3 separate regions of the Homo sapiens genome follow, and all the other regions are linked to region 1. A link is a loop called in an ENCODE intact Hi-C map of the cell type or tissue named here. Cell type or tissue: heart right ventricle. All regions are shown on one strand.

What was found. A loop is a pair of places that touch in the nucleus more often than their neighbours do. Peaks named below come from ENCODE experiments on the same cell type or tissue, not always from the same donor. Only the 100,000 strongest peaks of a DNase experiment are listed, where the experiment ranks them.
Region 2: it touches region 1 in a loop (11-fold over the local background); 84 of 110 quality-filtered maps call a loop at or near these places.
Region 3: it touches region 1 in a loop (2.2-fold over the local background); 20 of 110 quality-filtered maps call a loop at or near these places.

Annotation. Positions count from the first base shown.
Region 1 is chr16:2,021,954-2,024,453 of GRCh38, forward strand. No RefSeq gene overlaps it. Among named protein-coding and RNA genes, the nearest start is that of NPW, 3.4 kb to the left of the region's middle. RefSeq lists a cis regulatory region at 655-2,344 and a silencer at 1,344-1,523. In heart right ventricle, CTCF peaks have their summits at 1,323 and 1,546; a DNase peak (open chromatin) is centred at 1,448; H3K4me3 peaks cover 1,686 bases; H3K27ac peaks cover 1,644 bases; H3K27me3 peaks cover 112 bases.
Region 2 is chr16:2,139,788-2,142,287 of GRCh38, forward strand. No RefSeq gene overlaps it. Among named protein-coding and RNA genes, the nearest start is that of MIR3180-5, 4.9 kb to the left of the region's middle. In heart right ventricle, a CTCF peak has its summit at 985 (motif pointing left); a DNase peak (open chromatin) is centred at 994; H3K27ac peaks cover 442 bases.
Region 3 is chr16:2,089,593-2,092,092 of GRCh38, forward strand. PKD1 (polycystin 1, transient receptor potential channel interacting) reads right to left here. Exons shown (of 46, transcript NM_001009944.3): 40 at 2,455-2,500; 41 at 2,189-2,314; 42 at 1,831-2,005; 43 at 1,292-1,582; 44 at 1,082-1,216; 45 at 693-998; 46 at 1-602. The coding sequence ends at 135. MIR1225 (microRNA 1225) reads right to left here and starts at 692; the gene lies at 603-692. PKD1-AS1 (PKD1 antisense RNA 1) reads left to right here and starts at 1,844. Exons shown (of 3, transcript NR_135175.1): 1 at 1,844-2,022. In heart right ventricle, a CTCF peak has its summit at 1,357; a DNase peak (open chromatin) is centred at 971; H3K4me3 peaks cover 628 bases; H3K27ac peaks cover 2,006 bases.

The DNA of each region.
Region 1 (2,500 bases):
TGGTCCTGGGCCTGGCTCCAGGATGCCTCTGTGGAACCAGCTCCCCACCCCCACTTCTAGAAGCCCCCCTCCCCTCACTGGTAGGTCCTTTCCATCTCCAAGGTGTGTCTGTCTCCCAAATGTGGGTGCTTTTTATCTCCACCCCTTCAATTCTTTTTCTTTTCTTTTTTTTTTTTTTTTTTTTGAGACGGAGTCTCCAGCCCATGCTGAAGAGGCACTATCTCGGCTCACTGCAACCTCCGCCTCTCTGCCTCCCCGGCTCAGATGATTCTCCCACCTCAGCCTCCCCAGTAGCTGGGATTACAGGTGCCCACTACCACGCCCAGCTAATTTTTGTTTTTTTTTTTTTTGAGACAGAGTCTTGCACTGTTGCCCAGGCTGGAGTGCAGTGGCATGATCTCCGCTCACTGCAAGCTCCGCCTCCCGGGTTCACACCATTCTCCTGCCTCAGCCTCCCGAGTAGCTGGGACTACAGGCGCCCACCACCACGCCCAGCTAATTTTTGTATTTTTAGTAGAGACGGGGTTTCACCATGTTGGCCAAGATGGTCTCGATCTCCTGACCTCGTGATCCGCCCGCCTTGGCCTCCCAAAGTACTGGGATTACAGGCGTGAGCCACCGCGCCCGGCCAACAGCCAATTCTTATGGAGCCCTTGGTTCCATCTAGCCCTCCCTCCGGCTCTGTGCTGGGTGAAGAGGTGGTCACACACCTCACAGGGCAACTCATTCTCCTGCGAGCTCATTCCTTCCCACTCCTGCCCCTGTTCCTCACTGAACCTGACCTCTAAGAACATGGATGTCCTGACCTCGTCACCACCACACCACGCCTCAAGGGCTCCCCACTGCCTATGGGACGATACCCGTGCTCTGGCAGGGCTGGCTCTGTCTGCTCTCACCGCCCCTCCCACTGCCTCCTCCCCCTTCCCCACCGCCTGCTCCAGACTGCAGATTCCAGGACAGCCCGGGACCTCCCCCGCCGAAGGAGGACTCCAGGGCCCCAGGCTGGGTTAAATGTTCTTCCTGGGGCTGCTTCAGCTCTGGCCTCCCCTTGCGCAGGCCAAGGTGCTCAAAGCTCTGTTCTCGCGGGGCTGGCGGGGGGGCGTTCAGTGATGTTCCCTGGTGCTTGCCTGGTCCAAGATGGGGAGACAGAGCCCATGAGAGGCTTCTCTGCCTCCCCCACTCCACACCCTTATTCCCCTGCAGCGCAACCAGGCCTAGGGCGCCAGCCTCACCCCAGTCCCCACCCCACAGGACTGGATCGAGTGGAAGGAAGCCAGATGGGCAGGATCCTGGGGCAACTCCTCGCACGATGCAATGCCACCAGTTCCGGCCAGGTGGCGCTGCGCGGCTACTGTTCCGGGCGGTAGCGTCCGACTCGCGCCTCCAGCAACGGGCGGGGCTAGAGCCGCAGTGGGCGGGGCCACGACGGGTGGGCGGGGTCGCCCCGTCGGCGGCAGCGGTTTCCTGCCTCTCCCCACTCTTGGGTCGTCGCAGTCCCCCGGCCTTCTCTCTCTGTCTGGTCTGTGGGTCTCTGTTGGTCACCTCCTTCTGTCGCGCTGGCTCCGCCTGCTCCAGTTTCAGAATGTAAAGAGAGGCATGGTGCAGCCTGAGGGAAGAGGCCCTAGGCGCGGTCTGGTTATGCTTGAAGGGCCATTAATGTCCATTAGGAAGCCCCGCCTGCCTGAGCAGCTCTGGACCATTACCGGGAGTCGGAATAGTGGCCCCACCCCCAGACAGGGCCCCAGGCCACGGCCACACCCCGGAGCCCCGGTCCAGGTCCAGGCTCGGGCTCCCTGAGATCGCTGGGACCTTGCTGGAGGGATGCGGGTTCAAGGCCCGAAGGAAAGGTCCTGCCAAAACAGGAGTGCACGGGCGGCCCCCACCCCGGTGGACCCCCCACCGACAGCCCAGGGGAACGGCTGAGACCTGCTCTCCCTCTGCTGGATAGGACCCACGCCTGGGTAGCATGCTGGCAGGCGTGGGTTAAGGGGGTTGGGTGGAGAGTTGGGGGATCTCCCAAGCCTCTGATTGCCTCTGCCTTGACTTTCTTCCCTCCTGCTGGGGCCCGGGGAGCCCACGTCACCCACACCCCATCTGCACCCCACAGAACCAGGAAAATAAAGTCCACCCTCCTCTCGATGCTGACCCTACTCCCTCCCGCCCACCTCCCTAGCCCTTTCTTCGAGACACCAAGCACTTTGCGGCCCCTGAACACCTTTGCCCAGGTGCTTCCCTTCGCCTTTCTCTGCCTCCAGCGCAGCACCCATACGGGCCAAGGTCAGCCTCGGACCAGGGCTGAGAGCTTCCGGAGGCTGGCTGGAGAAGAGGCCTGGGAGGGTTTGCCCCCGAGAGCTTCTAGGTCACCCTTCCTCGCCTGTTCCTCCAGGCCCCTGGACTCACTGTCCCCTCTCACTGACTCTGCACCTCCTCTGAAATCGTGACCTCTGGTTCCTCTCTGGCTGCCTCATTCCTCCTGCTCCCTGCTTTGCTAGGCCCACTT
Region 2 (2,500 bases), 120 kb after region 1:
ACAAAAAATTAGCCAGGCATAGCGGAGCTCGCCTGTGGTCCCAGTTATTTGGGAGGATGAGGTGGGAGGCTCACTTGAGCCCAGAAGGTCAAGGCTGCAGTAAGCCATGATGGCACCACTGCACTCCAGCCTACATGACAGAGTGAGATCCTGTCTAAAAAAAAAAAGAAAGAGAGAGAGACAATTTTTTTTTTCTTTTGAAACAGAATCTCGCTCTGTTGCCCAGGATGTTGGAGTGCAGTGGCACGATCTCAGCTCACCACAACATCTGCCTCCCAGGTTCAAGTGATTCTCGTGCCTCAGCCTCCTGAGTAGCTGAGATTACAGGCGTGCACCACCACACCTGGCTAATTTTTGTAATTTTAGTAGAGACAGGGTTTCACCATGCTGGCCAGGTTGGTCTCTAACTCCTGGCTTCAAGTGATCCACCTGCCTCGGCCTTCCAAAGTGCTGGGATTACAAGCGTGAGCCACCGTACCCGGCCAAAGAGACAATTTTTTTATGTCAGTAAAGATATAGAGACTTTGAGTAGCACAGTTAATAAGCTGTATTGTACACAAAACAGGGCGTGTTAACTATTTTGGCATTACAGATGTTAGGCAAGGTCAGAGGAAAAGCTTAGATAAGAACGTGGCCTTTGGCCGGACGCGGTGGCTCACGCCTGTAATCCCAGTACTTTGGGAGGCCGAGGTGAGTGGATCACCAGGTCAGGGGATGGAGACCATCCTGGCCAACGTGGTGAAACCCTGTCTCTACTAAAAATACAAAAATTAGCTGGGTGTGGCGGTGTGTGCCTGTAATCCCAGCTACTCGGGAGGCTGAGGCAGGAGAATAGCTTGAACCCAGGAGGTGGAGGTTGCAGTGAGCCGAGATCGCGCCACTGCGCTCCAGTCTGGTGACAAAGGTAGACTCCATCTCAAAAAAAAAAAGAAAAGAAAAGAAAAGAAAAAAAAGAACGTGGCCTTAAACACCACCGCCCCCTAGAGGCTCTCTTGGGTACTTTCACTTGCTCACTGCATCAAATCTTGAAACCAGATCAAAACTGAAGCTCCCACAAGCACAGCCTAATTCAGGGACTCCCACCTGAGTAGAGAGGCCGGAAGAACCATCCGCAGAGGGTCACAGGACAGCTGGACACCCTGACAGCCCAGATCACTGAAAGGTAAAGATGGAAATCATGGACTGGGTGCGGTGGCTCACGCCTGTAATCCCAGCACTACAGGAGGCCGAGGTGGGTGGATCACTTGAGGTCAGGAGTTCAAGACCAGCCTGGCCAACATCGCAAAACCCCATCTCTACCAAAAATACAAAAATTAGCTGGGTGTGGGGATGCAGGCCTGTATTCCCAGCTACTTGGGAGGCTGAGGCAGGAGAATCGCTTGAACCCGGGATGGGGAGGTTGCAGTGTGCTGAGATCGTGCCACTGCACTCCAACCTGGGCAACAGAGTGAGACCGTGTCTCAAAAAATAAATAAATAAAAAGTAGAGCATATAGAAATGAATAGGCTGGGTGGGGTGGCTCATGACTGTAATCCTAGCACTTTGGGAGGCCAAGCCAGGCGGATCACCAGAGGTCAGGAGTTCAAGACCAACCTGGCCAACATGGTGAGACCCTGTCTCTACTAAAAATACAAAAATTAGCAGAGCGTGGGGGCACATGCCTGTAATCCCAGCTTCTAGGGAGGCTGAGGCAGGAGAATTACTTGAACCCTGGAAGTGGAGGTTGCAGTGAGCTGAGATCATGCCACTGCACTCCAGCCTGGGTGACAGAGCGAGACTCTGTCTCAAAAAAGAAGGAAAAAAAAAAAAAGGAAATGAATAGTAATGAGCAAACATCATAGAAAATCTATGGGGATGCAGTCAAAGTTATACATGGAGAGAAACGGATAACTTCACTTGTTTTTATTAGTTAGCATGAAGAATCAAACCAATATATAAATTAAGTATTTATTTCAACATTCTAGAAAAACACCTGTAAAATAAACCCCCCAAAAAAGATGGAAGGAAATTAGAAAGTAAAGAGCAGAAATTAGTTACTTTAAAAGAAAGAGTAGGCTGGGCCTCAAAAAAAAAAAAAAAAAGAAAGAGTAGAATTGATGAATAAAATCGAGCTATTTAATAGATATAGTTGCTAAGATTTTTCTAGGAAAAACTTCTGGTAAGTGTGACTGAGAGAAAAGGAGAGAGAAAAAGAAAATATGGGACATTCAGATGAAGAATGAAGGTTTATTCACAGAGATGAAAAAAGTTAAAAATTATAAAAGAAAATTATGTGCAATTGTTTGCCTACATTTTTGAAATCTATATGGGATGCTTATATGTTACAAACTGTAAAAACCAATTCTAGAAAAAATTAAAACCCCAAATAGACCAATAACAAAAGAACACATTGAAAACGTATCAAAAGCCATGTCAGGAAAAGACACTTAATCCAGATCTTTTTGTGGACAAGTTCTATCAAATGTGGAAGAATCAGATAATTGTGATTTAATTTAGACTC
Region 3 (2,500 bases), 68 kb after region 1:
CAGATGCCCCTGCCTGCTCTCTGGGGAACCTACGTGCAGCCATTCTGCCTGGCCCTCGGCCTTGACAGCGGCAGAAAGTAATACTGAGCGGTGTCCACTCCGACTCCACGGCCCACCCCCGCCAGGAAGGAGGACTAAGTGCTGCTGGGGTGGACCTTGTTCTTGGCCCGAAGGGGTGTCCTGCTGGGGCCAGTGGCCAGGTCCACACCCCGACTGGCCCGGGCAAGGCGGCTGGGCAGTGCTGGCCGCAGGCCCGGGGATGGGCCACGGGAAGATCCGGCGGGCGCCCGGCTGCTCCTGCGGCCTTGCAGGCTGTGCAGCTGCTGCTCCAGCTGGTAGACGTCCTCTGTGGCCTGGTTGAGTCGGTCAAACTGGGTGAGCAGGGCCTCGAACACGGCTTGGAGGCGGGAGGGCTCAGGCTCACACCTTGTCCCCAGCCGGCCCAGGCTCACGCTCAGCCCATCCAGCTGGCTGGAGGAGGTGGAGGGGTGCGAGGCATCGGAGCCAGCGCTGGGTGGGGGCACATCCGGGGATACCTTGGAGCCCCTGGAGGAGCGAGAGGGCAGCGGCTCCATCCCTTCAAAGCGGACTTTGTGGCGGAACTGGGGGCGGCACAGGGGCTCAGTCAGTCCGGCTGCACCCTGGGCAGAGCCCAGGGCGTGTCCCTCTCCCCCCCACTGGGCCGTACCCACCTCCTTGACCTTGCTGAGGCCCATCCAGAGGCGCAGCCTGCGCAGGAACAACTCCACCATCTCGTAGTCCTGGGGCTCCCAGGCCGGCCGGTACAGCTCTCCACGCAAGGCGTGGTAGCGCCAGCGGAGAATAACAGCCCCCAGCCGTAGGGCGCCCCACAGCCGCAGTGCCCAGAGCCCCACACACAGCAGGGGTGACAGGTGCCAGGACTCGGCAGGACACAGGGTAGAGAGCCCAGTCCCAGGGCACAGCACCAACAGGGCCTGGGCCACGCTCCAGAGGGAGTCCACACAGGAAGACACGAGCTGCGGGGAAGGCGACACCAGTGAGGGCGTACAGCTGAGCTGAGCTGAGCTAAGACGCCCTCCCCGGCCGCGCAGTCACCTACCAGGATGGCCAGCTGGGCGTAGGCTACCCCGAGCACCACCAGGCCCAAGGTGACCCCCAGGAGCTCTGGCAGAGCTCGGCATAATGTCTTGCCAAAGACGGACCACTGGCGCACGAAGCGTAGCTGCTGGGCAGCCTGCGGACGAGAAATCTGTCTGCTTGCAGCCCTGGGGTGTGCGCCCAGCCCCGCGCCCACCGGCCCAGCCCTCACCTTGACCAAAAGCAGGAAGAGCAGCGAGGCCGCCAGGCCACGGGCTGCGGAGCTCAGCTGCGCCACCTGGTCGAAGCTAGTGAAGCGGCGCGGGCGGCCGCGCACGAAACGGGTCCACTGGCGGTCAGCGGCACCCAGCTGGGCGAGGCGTACCAGTGCCGTGGCCGCCGTCAGCGCCACCAGCAGCCACCGCGCCCAGGCTCCGAGCCGCAGCACGCGCCAGCGCCCTTCCCTGTGCCAAGTACGGGCCTCGGCCACGGCGAAGTGCACGGCGAACAGCAGCAGGCACACCTGTGGGGGGCGCGGTCAGGAGGGCGGGAGGGACGCTGCCGGGGCGGGGCCCTGCGAGGGGGCGGGACGCTGCCGGGGCGGGGCCCTACGAGGGGGCGGGACGCTGCCGGGGCGGGGCCCTGCGAGGGGGCGGGACGCTGCGAGGGGGCGGGGCGCTGCGAGGGGTGAGACGCTGCCGGGGCGGGGCCCCGCGAGGGGGCGGGACGCTGCCGGTGGGAGGCGCGGGGTCTGGCCGGGGACGGGCGTACCGAGGTGAGCAGAGGCAGCGAGAGGCCCGCGCTGAGGCGGCGCAGCGCAAAGGGGCGGACGCTGAGGGCGGCCAGGGCGCGGCCGGCCGCCGGGAACTCGAGGCGCAGCGTGACGGCGGCGTGCAGCCCCACGGCCGGGCTGTAGCGCGTGAGCTCCAGGAACACAGCGCGGCTCCTGCGCAGAGGGTGCGGGTCAGTAGGAGCGGGTGGCAGGGCGGGAGCTGCGGGGACCGCGCAGTGCAGGCGTGGCTGAGGGGCTGTGGAAGCCGCCTAGGCCAGCGGGGGCCGGAGGAGTGAGGGTGGGCTCCTGGCTGGTGACTGCGGCCACCCCGGAGAGGGCAGGGGAGGGAGCTCCCACCTGTTGTCCAGCCAGTTGTGCAGCTGCAGGAAGCGCAGCCGGTCGCGGCTCTCCTCCAGGCTCAGGCCCAGCTCCTGCACGTAGCCCCCGCTGTCATACACGGCACAGGAGCCCCAGGACCATGCCCTGCCGGAGAGGGGTGGCGTGGGTGCCGCACCCCAGCCCTTCCGGCACCCCGGAGCCAGGCTGGTCAGGAGGCCGCGGCACTCCTGGAGAACTACTCCCTTGTCCTTGGCGTAGACGCCCGGGGCCCTCGCTCTGCTCACCCCAGCAGATCCGGCGCTGAATAGGCCCACGTCCCCGAGCCATTGT